2 separate regions of the Homo sapiens genome follow, and region 2 is linked to region 1. The links are chromatin loops, found by intact Hi-C in ENCODE. Cell type or tissue: gastrocnemius medialis. All regions are shown on one strand.

What was found. A loop is a pair of places that touch in the nucleus more often than their neighbours do. Peaks named below come from ENCODE experiments on the same cell type or tissue, not always from the same donor. Only the 100,000 strongest peaks of a DNase experiment are listed, where the experiment ranks them.
Region 2: it touches region 1 in a loop (21-fold over the local background); 3 of 110 quality-filtered maps call a loop at or near these places.

Annotation. Positions count from the first base shown.
Region 1 is chrX:151,679,693-151,682,192 of GRCh38, reverse strand. No RefSeq gene overlaps it. Among named protein-coding and RNA genes, the nearest start is that of PRRG3, 15 kb to the left of the region's middle. RefSeq lists a silencer at 1,056-1,195. In gastrocnemius medialis, CTCF peaks have their summits at 928 and 1,133 (motif pointing right); no DNase peak of the experiment used is centred here.
Region 2 is chrX:151,401,531-151,404,030 of GRCh38, reverse strand. It overlaps VMA21 (vacuolar ATPase assembly factor VMA21), which reads right to left. Exons shown (of 3, transcript NM_001017980.4): 2 at 291-400. Among named protein-coding and RNA genes, the nearest start is that of VMA21, 5.6 kb to the right of the region's middle. In gastrocnemius medialis, no CTCF peak of the experiment used is centred here; a DNase peak (open chromatin) is centred at 1,110.

The DNA of each region.
Region 1 (2,500 bases):
ATTAGTCAGCTTAAGCTGCCACATCCAGGTACCATAGACTAGGTGATGTAAACAACAAGCATCCATTTTTCTCACAGTTCTGGTGGCTAAAAGTCTACCATCAAGGTGCCTGCAAATTTGGTTCTTGGTGAGGGCTCTCTTCCTGGCTTGCAGATGGCTGCCTTCTTGCTGTGTCCTCATATGGCCTTTCCTCTGTGCATGTGTGGAGAGAGAGAGAGAGAGAGACTTCTTAAAAGGACACAAGCTGAACTTGTTGGGTATACTGGGAAGACAAGATGAGGAGACAATACATGCAGACAAGTGCCTTGAACACAGGCAGAGAAATGTGACACTTACTGGAGAGGGATGTGGGAGTCAAGGATTGGTTTTTTGTAAAGACAGAAAATATCGCAAGTTTCTATGGTGATGGGACTGGTCAAGTAGAAAGGGGGATTCATTGATGGTGGAGGGAGGGGCAAGTGGCATGGGATGGGATCCAGAACACAAATGAAGACATCAGCCTTAGAAAGGAGAAGGGATACTTCTGCCATTTTAGCTTGCAGAAAGCTGAGTTCAGTCAGAGGAAAGCATACGAAGGATTAGTGATGGGAGGATGAGGGAATTTCTATTCCATATCTTGTAACATCTAAATTGAGTATTAACAAAGAAAGCAAGAGGGAAATGGAAAGACATGGGGAGTTTGAGGAAAGGGCGAATCACCATTCTGAGAACCGGACTGGAAAGACACCAAACACGGAAGTCCTGAGCAGCGAGATGTGCCTTGGTGAGGCTGAAGATCATGAGCCTACAGCGGTACACAATCTGCCAATGTGTGTGATTTTCTCTAGAAGCACGGAGGTGCATAAGTGCAGACACACAGAGGGCATAGTTGAGTTCATCCAAGGGTGGGAATTTGTCAGTCAATTGTGACAGAAGCAAAAAAGAGAAAGAAGATGATTATATGATGGATCATGGCCTTGGGGTGCTTGAGGAGAATAGAGAAGGAAGATTCATCAGAAAGTTGACCAAGGGCTGGACTGAAACCTTGAGAACAGAATTCTGTATGGCTTAGGGCCTGACCTGGAATAGGTAGTCAGAAAATGTTAACCGAATTGGTCACAAGGGAGGACCCTGGAAAGCTGCAATACTGTGACCATGCACCAGGGGGCAAGAGATGACAAGAAATGAGTTTGACCACACCCAACCTAGGGCTTGAGGGCTGTGTGTCCTGAGCGCCACTGGCCTACCTGACTGCTCCTAGGGCTTTGGGGTGCATGATGCTGCCTACCTGAGCTGGAGCCTGCTGTATCTACCACCAAATTGGTGGCGGTGGGGTGTGTGGGGCAAGGACAGATGAAACCATGAATCTAAGACACAGATAAAGGAACTTCCTTCGTTTCCACCCATCCTGTGCTCTTGTCCATGTCTAGGCGCTGGGCAATGCCCCAGCCCTCGGCAACCCCAGGAAGCTGACTCTGAGTGTTATAGGGGCACCCTGAGATATGGTACCAAGAATCACAATCTATGTGCTGGCCCTGAAGAGCCATCGAACATCTTTCCCAAGGCTGGTACCATAGGTTATAGTCTTAGGGGCTGGCCCTAACCTAGAGGGTTCCTAGAGCTAAGAGCCCTGAGCCTGGAAAAAGTGTCCGTGCCTAAGGAGGAGCATGGGAAGGCTCTGGTGGAGAGAACCCTTGACCACCAGATCTCCCCTGATGCCTCCTGTAAGCCCAGCCCATGCTGAGCCTGGGAACAGAAGAGAATAGAGACTGGACAGTCATCTGTTCATTTATTTACTTCCTCATTAATTCACACTTTCATGTTCCCTTCCCCGTGTTAGTGGAAGAAACAGACAATTATGTCTAAGGTGATAGATGGAAGAAAGGGAGGATTCAGGCAGAGTCTGCGTGTTAGCTTGGGTGACTCAGAGGATGGAGGTGCCTATCCAAAAGAGGAGGCAGTGCAGGAGTTAAAGGAGGGGAACAGTGTGCTGATAAAGACCAGAAGAGAAGACGCAACTGGCCTGAGAAGAGAGAGGGGGAGGTGAATGCAATAAGGGTGGAGATGCACTCTGTGGTATGGCCATCTTCCAGGAACCCACGTTGTCTCTTCATCAGAGCTGAGATGGAGAACATAAGGCTCAGAATGGCAGGGAGACAGGCTGACATTTGTTCTCTCACTCATTCATTGGTTCCTTGATCCAGGAGGGCCTCTGGATTCTAGTCTCACTCTCAAGCAAGTGTCTTATCTTTGTCCCTATGTTCCAGTGAGTCAGCAGAGACAGGGAGCGGTAAAGTGATTTGCCCAGAGTTTCACAGTAGGTGGGTAGCAGGTAGAAGCCTAAACATTCAATGCCTTGCCTCTATTGGCACCATATCCCACATGGAAACTGGTGGGCACTGCCTACTGACAAGTGAGGGGAACAATAAAAGAGCAGCACTGAACTCAGTTCAAGACCCCCATCTTGAGTCTTCTGCTGTCCCATTACCCCTTTCGCAAGCAGTCCTAGGTTGCCTTTCCT
Region 2 (2,500 bases), 280 kb after region 1:
TGACACTAAAGTCCATTCCCCCAAAATTCCTCCTCCCATGTCAGCCAACCCCTATTCTTTAAAAGGTACTAAGAGAAAGGATTTGCAAGCTATTTCACAGAAAACCATAGGAAAACTGTCAAGCTGAAACAATAAGTTATTTCATAAAGACTCATTATGAGCAATATGATTTTTTGAAAAGCTAAACAAGAAAAAAATAAGAATACCCAGTTTAAAGATATAAAGAGGTCATAAAAGCACAGAATCTTAAATTGGGGGAAAACATCTTGTTTTAATGGGTCTAAGATTACCTTCAAATATGTAAGATTTAGTTGTGAAATATAACCCAATAGGAACAGTGATCATTAAAGCTGTGAAGAACAGGAGCGTCTTCAGTGTAGATGCTAATGAGCTTTCATTTCTGGAATAAAGTAAACAAAGAGAAAATCAGAACCTGCACAGTCATATCCAAACGCTCTTATGTCCCTGAAACTATAAACATCCACAAATGAGATGCTATGCAGGAGGAAGATCACAGGCAGGGACTCGTAATCCGAAGATCCTAGAGAACCAGCTGTGGGTAGTGGGAATTTCTTGAGCTGGAACATGAAGATTATACACCACCTTTAGGGACTGTCATTCATATCCAGTGTAAGACGAAGCGTCAGGGCACCTCAGATCAACTGCCAACAAGCTGGGTGAACAAACTAAGTGAAGAAACTCAGTGCCCCTGCCTCTGGAACTGGAGCTTTTACCCAGGGAAGCCACGGCGGACAGCGGCACCAGTGCCCAACCCATGCGGCAACCGTGTCCACCAGCACCAGACACCAGAGCTGGGAACGCAGCAGGCACCATGGGTGGATCAGCGCGCCCTCTTTTGCTGGAATCAGAGCTTCCGTCACGGGAAGCGACCAGCTTGCTGTCCTCCAGCATGAGACAGTGGACCAGGGAACTAACGAGGCAGACACACCTGTGCACCCTCCCACACTGGAATCAGAGCTTTTGCCCAGGGAAGCCACTGTCACACTGGTCCCTGAGCCCACGCAGCAACCCTGACCACCAGCACCGGACACCAGACCAGGGAACTCGGCAGGCACCACAGGTGGAGCAGTGTGCCCTCTCCCGCTGGAATCGGAGCTTGCATCTGGGAAAGCTGCCAGCCTCCTGTCCTCCAGCACCAGACAGTGGACCAGCAAACTAACCAGGTGGAGCCGACGCACCAGCGTGCCCTCCCCCACTGGGATCAGAGCTTTGGCCCAGGGAAGCCACTGCCACACCAGTCCCTGAGCCCGTGCAGCAACCCTGACCACCAGCACCAGACACCAGACCACTGAAGGAGGTAGGCAGGGCGAACGGACCAGTGCGCCCTCCCCAGCTGGAATAGGAACTTCTGTTATGGGTGAAAAATCGAGCTAGAGGGAATACTTCCAAACACGTTTTAAGAGGCTCCAATCACCTTGATACCTAAGCCAGACAGACACAGCAAGAAAACTACAGGACAACATCACTGATGAACACTGGTGCAAAATTCCTCAATAACATATTTTCAAACCAAATTCAACAATAATCAGGCCAGGTGTGGTGGCTCACACCTGTAATCCCAGCACTTTGGGAGGCCGAGGCAGGCGGATCACTTGAGGCCAGGAGTTCGAGATCAGCCTGGCCAACATGGCAAAACCCAGTCTCTACTAAAAATACAAAAATTAGCTGAGAGTGGTGGCGTGTGCCTATAGTCCCAGCTACTTGGGAGGCCAAGGCACAAGAATCCCTTGATCCTGGGAGGCAGAGGTTGCAATGAGCCAAAATCACACTCCAGTCTGGGCAACAGAGCAAGACTCTGTCACAAACAAACAAAACCAATACATCAAAAAGATTATATATTATGACCAAGTAGGATCATCTCAGTTGATGCAGAAAAAGCACTTGACAAACTTCCGCATCCTTTACTGAGCTGAAAAAGAAATCAAGAAAACAATCTCATTTATAATAGCATTAAAAAAAAATACTTAGGGGCCAGGCTCAGTGGCTCATGCCTGTAATCCCAGCACTTTGGGAAGGCTGAGGCTTGAGGCCGGGAGTTTGACGCAAGCCTAGGTAACACAGCAAAACCCCACCTCTACAAAAAAAAATTTTGATAATTCGCTGGGCATGGTGGCACGTGCCTGTAATCTCAGCTACTCAAGAGGCTGAAGTGGGAGGATTGTTTGAGCCCCAGAGGTCAAGGCTGCAGTGAGCAGTGATTGGGGCACTTTACTCTGGCCTGGGTGACAGAGCAAGACTCTATTTCAAAAAAAAAGAAACTTAGGAATAAATTTAACCAAGGCGATGAGTGACTTGTACACTGAAAAGTATAAAACACTGATGAAAGAAATTGAAGATGACACAAATAAATGTAAAGATATCCTGTGTTCATGGATTGGAAGAATTAATACTGTTGAAATGTCTACAGCACCCAAAGCAACATACAGATATAACACAATCTCTATCAAAATTACAGTAGCATTCTTCATTAAAATAGAAA